Linked DNA regions of Homo sapiens: region 1 is linked to region 2. The links are chromatin loops, found by intact Hi-C in ENCODE. Cell type or tissue: mammary epithelial cell. All regions are shown on one strand. Links, peaks and the distances in the headings refer to the core of each region. The heading gives the core; the rest is flanking DNA.

Evidence for each region. Peaks named below come from ENCODE experiments on the same cell type or tissue, not always from the same donor. Only the 100,000 strongest peaks of a DNase experiment are listed, where the experiment ranks them.
Region 1: a loop joins it to region 2, with 8 times the contacts of the local background. A loop is called at or near these places in 2 of 110 quality-filtered maps.

What each region holds. Positions count from the first base shown.
Region 1 is chr4:72,765,274-72,771,682 of GRCh38, reverse strand. No RefSeq gene overlaps it. Among named protein-coding and RNA genes, the nearest start is that of ADAMTS3, 200 kb to the right of the region's middle. In mammary epithelial cell, for the core only: no CTCF peak of the experiment used is centred there; a DNase peak (open chromatin) is centred at 3,572.
Region 2 is chr4:72,502,172-72,508,580 of GRCh38, reverse strand. The region is part of intron 3 of ADAMTS3 (ADAM metallopeptidase with thrombospondin type 1 motif 3); the gene reads left to right. Among named protein-coding and RNA genes, the nearest start is that of ADAMTS3, 64 kb to the left of the region's middle. RefSeq lists an enhancer at 2,935-3,229. In mammary epithelial cell, for the core only: a CTCF peak has its summit at 3,168 (motif pointing left); no DNase peak of the experiment used is centred there.

The DNA.
Region 1 (6,409 bases), core at 783-5,782, 260 kb before region 2:
CAGGTGATCCGCCCACCTCGGCCTCCCAAAGTGCTGGGATTATAAGCGTGGGCCACCATGCCTGGCCTAAATTTATTTTAATATCATTTTTATAAAAATTATAATAATTTTATTTAATAAGAAACCAAGACATACAACTAACATCAGTGTCAGATAATGAATGGAAAGTGTTTATCCCTGAACCTAAGACCTGATTGTGCAAACATATCTATTTGCCCATTTGGCATTTATTTATTAAGCATCTTCTATGTGTTTAGGATCCTGGAGATGTAGAGCTACAGTGGTGAATAGACAAAATATTTGCATTTATGAGAGTTTATATTTCTGCATAGGAAATAGAAAATACATAAGCATAAAATTTCAGAGAGTAACAAGTGTTGTGAAGAAAATAAAACAGAGTGAGGTAATCTATGTATGCTCATTTAGAAAAGATGGTCTGGAAATGCATCTTAGGAAAGTAACATTTGAGAAGAGAATGAATGATTAGACAGTGTTAGTTATTCAAGGATATGGGTGAAGAGCATTCCAGGCAGTAGAGCAAGGGTAAGTGACAGGGATAAATTTGACTTTTTCAAGGCACAACAAGAAGGCCACTGCAGACTGAGTCCATTGAGCAAGGGAGAGATGAGAGGATGGCAAGAAAGGAAGCCAGGTTGTGGGGAATGTTCTGAGAGCAATGGGAAGACATCAGTTTTTAATTAGGCAAATGATATGATTGGAATTAGACTTTGAAAGATTTCTTTGGCTGATCTGCAAAGAATAAACACAGAAGGGCAAAAGGGAATGCAGGGAGACTACTTGGAAAGCTGTTTCCATAGCCCAGGATGGGAAGTGATGGTGAAGTGATGAGAGGTGATGATGCAAGATTCATACTGAAAAGAAGACTGATGGGATTTGGTGATGGACTGAATTAGGGAAAAGTAGAGAAGGAGAAGAATCAAGAATAATGACTACATTTTTGGATCAAGAAATTGAAATTGAATAAATGACTATGAGAAATGGAAAGAGTGAAGACTGGCAGAGCAGATTCTCTCAACAAAAATCAGGTGACACATTAAACCCTTCCTGGAAAAATGGTAGACTATAAATATACAGAGAGAGATCTTGGATATTAGGCATGAATATACAGAATGACTCTGGTCCCTGGTCCTGGAGAGTTCGTAGTCTAGTAGGGGAAATACACATGTCAAAGAAGTCAGTACAAATTAATATCCAATATGATAGAGATGTGAACAAAGGGGAGGAAGAAGGAGCTTTCAGGATTCTCAGTTTTTCCTTATGATCAAAAGGTGTATAGAGAGTTTAACAATGAGCTCAATTGGATGCAGCAGGAATGGCTAGCAGCTCAACTTGTGGAAAACATTATTACCATTCACCTATTATTTTGTGGGGGAAAGACTGGCTTTTATTTAATCTTTTCTCAGAGTTCTTATTTTCTGACATGTCAATCATCCCGGTAATTCTCTGACTATCCCTTTATATCTTGTGATGGGAAGAATATGAAATAGAAAAGAAATTCATTGATCCATTCTCTTTCATCTACAAATTCTCTTCTTATTTTCATTCCCCTATCTCTTTCTGTCTCAGCAGCAACCAAAATCTAACGTGTTTTTTAAGAGCCCATTACGAGCCAACTACGTGTTTCTTTCCACATTTCTTTACTTTCTGGCACTTTAACCTTTGAGTAAGCTAAAATTGCCAGCTGTTATTTTAAAATCATTCTTAGATTTCCTCTCTTTCTGACTCAATGTTTTATTTTCTTCACATCTCCTATCTGTCTCTTTCATCTTGTTCTCCATTCCCTTCATTTAAAGTCATCAATAATCTGTTTTTGCCATACATTTTGCTTCTTATGATTTAGATAATTTCTTCTTTTCCCCCATGCATGCTTATCATTCTCATTTCTTATTCTTCAATTTGAGCTTCTATATATTCCTTAGATACCATTTTTCTTTATTTTTGTAGCTTGTTCACTGTTCATATCACTTAATTCTGTTCTCTGTAACATGCTCTACAGCCTACCATTTTCTCAGTAAATCCATATTAAACATTATCGAACAAGTTATATAAGCTTTTTTTTGCTCTTTGAGACAGAGTTTTGCTCTTGTTGCCCAGGCTGGAGTACAATGGCACAGTCTCAGCTCACTGCAACCTCCGCCTCCTGGGTTCAAGCGATTCTCCTGCCTCAGCCTCCCGAGTAGCTGGGACTACAGGTGCCCACCACTACACCAGCTAATTTTTGTATTTTTAATAGAGACAAGGTTTCACCATGTTGGCCAGGCTGGTCTCGAACTCCTGACCTCAGGTGATCTGCCCACCTCAGCCTCCCAAAGTACTATAAGCTTTAAGTGCAACTTAATAGTTTGATAAATTGGTTGGACTAGAGATGTTCTGAACATCATCATGAACAACTAATCCTATCAAACGGAAATTTCTGCATTGTCTTTCTTCTTGCTCACTGGACTTTCCACTGATAACTTAAAAAATACATATTCTTAGAAACAGCTGTTCTACTTGGCTGCTTTTAATTGAGCAGAGACTGAATAAAGATTGTAATTAAGTATGATCCAGTGGTATCAAATAAAAATCTAAACTAAAAGTTTAGAAAATTAGATTTGGAAAAGATAACATAAATGAAAATACACACAAAGAAAAAAAGCAAGGATGAAGTACATTTCCAAGGTCTCTAGTTTTTAATAGATACTTAAAAGCCTGTTATTAGAAATTTCTGTCATTGTAGCTTGAGGAAGAATTGTACTTCTCCTTTGAAACTGAACAGATTTCCTTTTTTTCCTCTGCACTGCTAGAAAGTGAATTAGTGGCTCAAATTAGCTTTTTTTTTTTTTAAATCTACTATTCTGTAGACATTTTTAGGTCTCAAAGTATTTTGTTTCCTAATTTACTACCTACTTTTAATTTGTTATTTTATTGACTATTACTTATCTATGTAAGCCACCTCAGTCATTTCTGATGTGGCACAGGATATAAACACTCTTTCTTAGTATATCTAACCATTTGGTGTCACTGTTCACCCTGTTTCTTCCTCAGTCTAACTGACTAGAATACAAGCCATTTGGTTAGAAAAGCTGTCACATTTGGAAAGCCGCAGCCAGTCAGAGAGAAATTAAATTGTTTTTCTTTGTCTGCCTGCTGTTCCAAGTCTCTGCTGGCATTGCCAGTTATTTGGAGGGAGAAGTGTGGGGCTTGTTCAGCTGTCGGTGAGCATGGAAGAGGGTGGGTGGATTCATACCAGCCTACCCTTTGTGCCATGGAGTCAGTTAGTGAAGGTTGGGTGGGCATGGGGGGAGATTCCACCAGGTAATCCTCTGAGGAAGTGGCTGATGCTTTTTGAGAAAAGAATGTTTTGTCACTGTTGTGAAACTGATGGTGATGGACTACTAGGCAAAGCTCATATTTTCCATTTTCGTATTTCTGGCAGTAGGAGTCTTTGTGGACAAAACAACCCTAAGAAATATCATTCACTAAAGCTGAATTTGCCATAAGGTTAGTTCGGTCATCCAACAGGGGTGAGATGCTGAAATAGTAGGAATTTCTCTGTATGAGTCATACTCTTGAGATGGTTCGGGAGTATTAGGTCAGATGCCTTTGTATTTAAATGAGGAGAATGATGTAGGAGATGTTAGAATGTAACTCTTAAGCATGACAGGGGTGAGAAAGGCATGGATGAAGTAAATCCATGCTTGCTTAAGAAAAACCACTGAGGAAGAAAATGGATCCTATGGAGAATGGTGAATGATAGATATATGAACCATGGAGCTCCCTATAAAATATAGAAAGCTAATATATGATGTTTAAATTCAGAGGTTAGTTCACCAGACAGTCAGTGTTAATGCATATTTACTTCCAGACCCATAGTAGAATGATGATTCAACTGCTGGGAAATTAATTAGTCCAGTGGTTTTAGAACTGTGACTGTTCCTATGGGAAAATGAATTAGAAAACTATCATAGAAATAAACGACCCTTTTTCCCTTTTCATATTTATTTCATGATAATCTGCATGACTATGCTAAGGGATTTGAATGCATTATAATCAGTTAATGCTTATAACAAGTTTATGAGGGCAACACCATTAACATCTCCATTTTCCAAATGAAGAAATTGAGGATGAGAAAGTTATTGAAGCAACTTGCCTAAGGTCACACAGATGGAAAGTGGCAGAACCAGGTTCAAAGCCAGACACTGCTAAAGCTGTTAATTAATATTATGCTATCTGTATTTCACTCATGATTTAGGTGCAAAGAAGAAGGCAAAAAATTAACCTTACCCTTAAATCCATTAGTCATATAGACCAACATTTGAAGGTGATTATTGAGCCACTGATACATTTCTAAGGACCTACTGAGACATAGAAAAAAATGCCCCAGCATAGAACTTGGCAAGACAATCTTAAGCACGACTGCAACATACTATATTTTTCCTATAGCTGTTGGAGCTTAATAAGGTAAGGTATAAAACACTTATGAAGACCTCATGTACTAGGTCCATCTTCATTATGTCTCATGGTTTTGAAAATAGGCTCAACAACGTATTAGCTCTGTGACTTTATTCAAGTTACTTCAGTTCTCTGAACTTCATTTTTCTCACTTGTAAAATAGGAACCTACCTCACTGTGTCCAGAATTGGTGGGTTCTTGGTCTCACTAACTTCGAGAAAGCCGCGGACCCTCGCGGTGAGTGTTACAGTTCTTAAAGGCGGCGTGTCCAGAGTTTCTTCCTTCTGATATTCGGATGTGTTTGGAGATTCTTCCTTCTGGTGGGTTCGTGGTCTGGCTGGCTGAGGAATGAAGCTGCAGACCTTGGCGGTGAGTGTTACAGCTCTTAAGGTGGCGCGTCTGGAGTTGTTCGTTTCTTCTGGTGGGTTCGTGGTCTCGCTGGCTTCAGGAGTGAAGCTGCAGACCTTCCTGGTGAGTGTTACAGCTCATAAAGGCAGAGTGGACCCAAAGAGTGAGCAGCAGCAAGATTTATTGCAAAGAAAGAAAGAACAAAGCTTTCACGGTGTGGAAGCGGACCCCAGCAGGTTGCCACTGCTAGCTTGGGCAGCCTGCTTTTATTCTCTTATCCGGCCCCACCCACATCCTGCTGATTGGTAGAGCCAAGTGGTCTGTTTTGACAGGGCGCTGATTGGTGTGTTTACAATCCCTGAGCTAGACATAAATGTTCTCCAAGGCCCCACCAGAGTAGCTAGATACAGAGTGTTGATTGGTGCATTCACAAACCCTGAGCTAGACACAGGATGCTGATTGGTATGTTTACAAACCTTGAGCTAGATATGGAGTGCCAATTGGTGTATTTACAATCCCTGAGCTAGACATAAAGGTTCTCTACGTCCCCACCAGACTCAGGAGCCCAGCTGGCTTCACCCAGTGGATCCCGCAGGGGGTCTGCAGGTGGAGGTGCCTGCCAGTCCCACACCCTTCCATCGCACTCCTCAGCCCTTGGGTGGTCGATGGGACTGGGCGCCCTGGAGCAGGAAGCCGCGTTCATTGGGGAGGCTCCGGGCGGCACAGGAGCCCACTGAGTGGGGGGAGGCTCAGGCATGGCGGGCTGCAGGTCCTGAGCCCTGCCCTGCAGGAAGGCAGCTAAGGACCGGGGAGAAATTGAGCACAGCAGCTGCTGGCCCAGGTGCTAAGCCCCTCACTGCCAGGGGCGGGTGGGGCCCACCCGCTGCTCCCAGTGCAGGGTCAGCCGAGCCCACGCCCACACGGAACTCCTGCTGGCCTGCAAGCACCGGGGGCAGCCCCGGTTCCCGCCCGCGCCTCTCCCTCCACATTTCCTGGCAAGCTGAGGGAGCCGGCTCCAGCCTTGGCCAGCCCAGAAAGGGGCTCCCACAGTGCAGCGGCAGGCTGAAGGGTTCCTGAAGTGCCGCCAAAGTGGGAGCCCAGGCAGAGGAGGTGCCAAGAGTGAGCGAGGGCTGTGAGGACTGCCAGCACACTCTCACCTCTCATCACCTCATAAGATTGTTGTGATGATTACATGAGTTCTTATAAATGAAAGATGGTCGAGCACATATTGAGTTTACAAATAGTAGCTCCCTCAATTCCCTTTTATTCTCACAACATTGCTTACTACATGCCCAGAGAATATTCTAAATGCTTTATATTTATTAAGTCACTTCATGCCACTAACCCATGTGGTGGGCATTGGTATCATCCCCATTTTGTGAATGAAGATACTGGGGCAGTGCTTAAATTCAGGATGTCTGGCTTGGGTGTGGGTCTTCTTAATACCACCCTAAAGCTCATTGATACTATAAGGAATCATGCCAACCTCAGACAGCTAGAAAGAACCAGAGCTAGAAATCAAACTAGTATTTTCCCATTCTAGGTCAAGATTCTGTGTTTTTTTTGTATAATTTGGAGACTGATGAGAGTTAAAGAATTAAAAGCA
Region 2 (6,409 bases), core at 836-5,835:
TATTTGTAAAAACATTCCTTCGAAAATTCAAATTCTTTTCTCTAACTCTTCTTTTTCTTGGAAAAACTTATTAAGGAAATGAAACGTATTTAAATCAGAAACTCATTTAAATCCTTTTTTGACTCATCTTCCTAATGTAAAATATGACCATACTCATTGTTTTCTCCAATTACCTTGAAAAATATCTTAGAAAAGTAAGATAAAAATAACTCTCAATTTTTTAGGTTATTGGTGGGAGATTTTAACCACTAACCCATTTTAACTCTTCCATTCAGTCTGCTTATAGGCCTCTAAAGAACTATTGCTATGAGTGAGTCATTGCTGAGGTACTGAGACAAATGTAACACCCCAACTGTTAGCTGTAATTTATAGAGAGGAGATTTGCAGGGTCAGTGGAAATGTGTGTTTAGGGGGACTTCTATGTTTTACTTTAATGACTTATGAATATTTTACAATGTGCATGTGTTTGTTTATTGCCCTTCAGAGATGTGGTTTTGAATTGTGCATGTAACTATGCATATTATTGTTATGGTGAATGATAATTTTGCACAGTCCATGTTATTATGCATTTTACTTGCATATATTCTAAGGTAAAAATGACATACTTGATGTTAATAGAGGCATATGTGACTTAATAAATCAGCATAAATGTAAAGCAGTAAACAGGCAATAAGGCGTTAAATATGCAAGTCAAAAAAGGACATTTGACTGTGTACTGGATATTCATAACAGGAGATTTCAAACCTTTAGTTAGAAAATAGACAGATAGCCTGTGGAGGGTTTTGTTAGGCTAACAGGATAAACACAAGAGTGGCTCTTGATTTTATGACAATCTGAAAGGGTTTCATGGATGCAGTGGTGGGATTTTTATAGTGCTTTAAATGCTCATTGAGAAACAGTGCCCTACAAATAGTGTACCGAAACAAGGTGTGTTCTCAAAATGTGTCTCTCTTATCAGTTGGAGTTTTTTGGTTGCTGGCAAGAGAAATGCTATCTGGATAACATCATGAAATAATGAAATATACTAGAAACATATTAGGTAATTAACAGAAATTGAAGGCAAACTTAAGCAACCAAGCTTCAAGAGCAAGAACTGGGATAGTGAGAGGACTCACAATCAAAACATAGTTCCTGGGAAATTGGAATGGTTAGGTTCCAGCTATTTCGTATGGCCCTTATCTAGATTTAAATTCTCAGGAGTCAGATTCTGATTGTACAATCTTGGATTGAGTTACCAAGGCACAGTAACTAACAGCTCATCAGAGCTGCTGAGACTCAGCAGGGGTTGCCCTCCGAAAGAGGCATAAGGTGTGGTTGTCACAAGAAGAGGAAGGGAAGCTGGGCAGGCATATATAATGGACCTGCCACAGACAGTGATGGTGCTTTGTAGTTCTTTTTTAAAAAGTAAAAATAAAAAATAGGCCTGAGTGGTCTCAAACTATATTTATACACACTTATATATGCAGATATACACATTCACACATACATATTTTATATACTGCATTTAGATAATCTCTGCCACTTTTTCCTTCATTCACTATTCTTGTTGATATATGGAGTGGTACACTACAGTCTTCTTTTCTCCCCTCAAAGAAAAAATTTAGAAGAAGGTGGATTAGAGGCTTTTAGTGTGCTTCAGGCACTTGGAAATAGCAAGATAGTGCATAAAGACCAACTCTGTGAACTTTAATTCAGGAAGAAAAATGGGAATCCACTGGAATCATGAAGGACATCCCAGATCCTGGTGGGGGAAAATGTGGGCAAACAGCCACATGACAGAGACTGGCTGATAAAAGTGAGTGAAGCCCCAGTATGTGAGAGAAGCAGAGAACCTCCCTCTGTGACACACTTTTCCACTGGGTATGTGAGCAACCCAGGTCAAGGAAGAACGCTCTGTTTCTCCCAGGTCCTGGAGGTAACTTAGGGAGAGGCTTAGAGATGCTGTGAGGGAAAGATACCAGAAAGAGCTGCAAGCATTTCCCTAGATGTGGGACTGAGAACAGCACACAATTTTTAACCTGAGTTCATATAAAATCAGCCATTCTGTGGTGAGCTGGCATGATGGACATGTAGGCATTTTAGTCTTGGGCCAGCAATTGAACTGCTTGCTTTGGAGCAGGGTAGGGGTCACCACAGCCAGAACTTTGGAAAGTGCCTCAACAGTTGGCACTGGAATTGTGCCCTCCCCCAATCACAGTTCTTCTGAATGATGAGACCTGCAGCCAGGGCCAGCTTGACAACCTGGATCTGGTCTGCATGTGCCATTGCTGGGTGCCCCAGCCTGTTCCCCTGAGATTTTTGTGCAGCAGGGTCTTCTCTGTTCCAGAGCCAGGCAGATCTCCAGGCTTTTTGAGCATCCCTTCACCTTGATCAGCAGCCTAAGCCACCCCACTTTTCCTGTGCATAGATCGTAGTGCAGTGGAGCCCTCTTTGCTCTATACATAAGCAGATCTCCAAGAATTAGGAGCAACTGCTAGCATAGACTAACAGCCTGAGTCACCGCATCTTTCTGTGCAGAGATCTGGGTATGGGGGTGCCCTCTCTGCCTCATGCTCAGGCAGATCTCCATGCATTGGAAGCCCTCATTTGCCTGGTTCTGCAGGCATAATTGCCCCACTCTTTTTGTTCAGAGATGTTGGTGCAGGGACACCATCTCCACTCCACACCCAGGCAGATTTCCAAGCATTTGGAGCACCTGCTCACCTGGAACAGCAGCCTGAGCTGCTTCACACTTCCTATGCAGAGAGATCCTGGTGCAGGATGGTCCTCTCTGCTCCATGCCCAGGCAGACCTACAGCCATCTGGAGTGTCCACTTTCCAGGATTAGAAGTCTAGGCTGCCCCCTGCCATCTCCAGGCAGGGAACTCAGGGCTAAGGAGGTTTCCCAGTTTCATGCCTACCTATACCTCTGGGTACTTGGTGGCTGCCCACTGGACTGTCTCTTAGCACTTGTGCATGTGCCTGCCATCAGGGGACCTGTAGGTGTATTTGTCCATCTTGCCCTTCCCCTCTACCGTCTCCTTCCAGGGCTGAGGAGGGAGCTTGGACTGCTGTGCTTTCCAGGAGTCAGCCCATTCCCTGGGGCAACAGACAGCTTTTACCAGTAAACAAGGATCAAGCATATACCCTGCCTTATTGGCCATAGCCGGCTCTTACCCATAAGCGCCATCTACTGACTTATAGGTCAAATTGCATACCCCAGTAAAAAAATCTACCAACAGAAGTGCATAGTGCTATAGGGTCAAAGACAAAAGACCTTACCCATCATTTTCTTCAGTCACACACTCTAGGGAAGAGGGTAAAGAGACAGGGAAAGAAGAAACAAAACAACAGTATTATAGAGAAAAAGAAAAAATCCTACCCACATGAAAATAACTATAAAAATTAGAATTGCCAGCATCTCCAAATGATAAGGAACTAGCACAAGAATTCTGACACCATGAAAAATCCGAATGTAGTGACACCACCAAAGGGTCTCACTAACTCTCCAGCAATGGTCCATAATCAAAATGGAAACTCACAAATGACAGATAAAGAATGTAAAACGTGGATTGCAAGGAAGCTCAACAAGATCCAAGTCAAGGTTGAAAATCAACACAAAGAAATCTTCTAAAGCAATATGGGAAATGAAGGGAGAGATAAACATCTTAAAAAGAAATCAATTAGAGCTTCTGGAATTGAAAACCTCACCTAAGAAATTTCAAAATATGATTGAAAACTTTATAAGTAGCTTTACCAAGAAGAAGGACTTTCAGAGATTGAAAACTGGGTTTTTGAACTAATCCAGTGAGTTAACAATAAAGAAAAAGAATTAAAATAAATGAACAAAACATTTGAGAAATATGGGATCTTGTAAAGCATACAAACATACAAATTATTGGTGTTTCTGAGAGGAGGTAGAGAAAGAAAACAACCTGTAAAAGATATTTGAATGAAAAATTTAAGAAAATTTTTCTAACCTTCCTAGAGAGGTAGATATCCAAGTATAAGAAATCCAGAGAACACCTATGAAATACTATACAAAACTAACATCCCTAAGGCATATGGTCACCAGACTGTCCAAATCCAGTGCTAAAGAAAAAAAATTAAATGTAACCAGAGTAAAAGGTCAGATCATGTACAAAAGGAACTCTATTGGGCTAACAGTGGTCTCAGCAGAAACCTTACGAGCCAGAAGAGATCAGGGCCTATTTTCGGCCTTCTTAAAGACAAGGAAGTCCAATCAAGAATTTCATATTTCACCAAACTAAGCTTTATAAATGAAAGAGAAATAAAATATTTTTTCAGACAAGCAAGTACCAAGGGAATTTACCACTAGACCAACTTTACAATAAATCTTGAAAATGATAAAACAATACCTGCTACCACAAAAAGACACTTATGTACATAGCCCACAGACCCAATAAAGCAACCAAACAGTAGAAACTACAAAGCAACCAGTCAACAACTTCATGATAGCATCAAAACCTCACATATCAATATTAAAATGTAAATGTTCTAAACATCCCACTTAAATGGCAGAGTGGCAACTTGGATAAAAAAGCAAGACCCATCCATCTGCTGTCTTCAAGAGACCTATCTCACACATAATGACATCCATAATATCAAAATAAAGGGTTGGAGAAAAATCTATTATGCACAAAGAACACAACAAAGAGCAGGGATAAGTATTCTTATATTAGATGAAACAGACATTAAACCAACAACAGTAAAAAAGGACAAAGAAGGATATTACATAATGATAAAGGGTTAAATTCAACAAGAAGACTTAACAGTCTTAAATATATACACATCCAACATTGGAGGACCTGTATTCATAAAGTACTTCTAGACCTGTTAGGAAATGTAGACAGTCACACAATAATACTGAGGGATTTCAACAACTGACTGACAGCCTTAGAAAGCTCATTGAGGCAGAAAGCTAACAAAGAAATTCTGGACTTAAATTCAACACTTGACCAATTGGAGCTGATAGACATCTACTGAATACTTTACCCATCAACCATAGAATGTATATTCTCAATTGCACATGGAAAATACTCCAAGATAGACCACATGCTTGGCCATAAAGCAGTCTCAATAAAATAAAAACACTGAAGTCATACCAACTATAATCTCAGACCACAGTGGAATAAAAATAGAAATCATTACCAAGAAAATCTCTCAAAACCACAAAGTTACATGGAAATTAAACAACTTGCTTTTGAATGAATTTTGTGTAAACAATAAAATTAAGGCAGAAATAAACAAATACTGTCAAGGCTGGGAGTGGTGTCTCACGGCTATAATCCCAGCACTTTGGGAGGCTGAGGTGGGTGGATCACAAGGTCAGGAGTTCAAGACCAGCCTGGCCAAGATGGTGAAACCCCATCTCTAGTAAAATACAAAAAATTAGCCAAGCGTGGTGGTGGGCACCTGTAATCCCAGCTACTTGGGAGGCTGAGGCAGAGAATCGCTTGAACCTGGGAGGGAAAGGTTGCAGTGAGCTGAGATTGCAACACTGTACTCTAGCCTGGGCAACAGAGTGAGACTCCATCAAGAAAACAAAAACAAAAGAAACAAAAAAAACCTTTCAAATAAATGAAAATAGAGACACAACATACCAAAAATATCTAGGATACAGCATAAGTAGTGTTAAGAGGAAAGTTTATAGTGCCAAACACTTACCGAGGGGAACATCACACACCAGAGCCTGTCAGTGGGTGGCGGGCTAGGGGAGGGATAACGTTAGGAGGAGTACCTAATGTAGGTGATGGGTTGATGGGTGCAGCAAACCTCAATGGCAAGTGTATACCTATGTAACAAAACTGCATGTTCTGCACATGTACCCCAGAACTTAGAGTGTAATAATAATAAAAAGAAGTTAGCAAGATCTCAAATTAATGATCTAACATTGAACTTAGGGGAACTAGAAAAATAAGAACAAACAAATCCCAAAGCTAGCAGGAATCACTTAAGTCAGAAAAGAACTGAATGAAATTGAGACCCAAATATCCACACAAAGAATCAAAGCAACCAGAAGTAGGCGTTTGAAAGAATAAACAAGATTGATAGATTGCTCTTTAGATTAACTGTGAAAACAAGAAAGTCCAAATAAGCACAATAAAAAATGGCAAAGGTGACTACAACTGATTCCACAGGAATACAAATGATTCTCAGAGACTATTATGAACACCTATGTACACACAAACTAGAAAATCTAGAGGAAATGAATAAATTCCTGGAAACACGCAACCTTCCAAGATTGAATCAGGAAGAAATTGAAACCTTGAACAGAATGGTATCAAGTTCCAATATTCAATCAGCAATAAAAAACTTACCACCAAAAAGAAGCCCCAGACCAGATGGATTCACAGCCAAATTCTACAAGATGTACAAAAAAGACCTGGCACTAATCATACTGTAACTA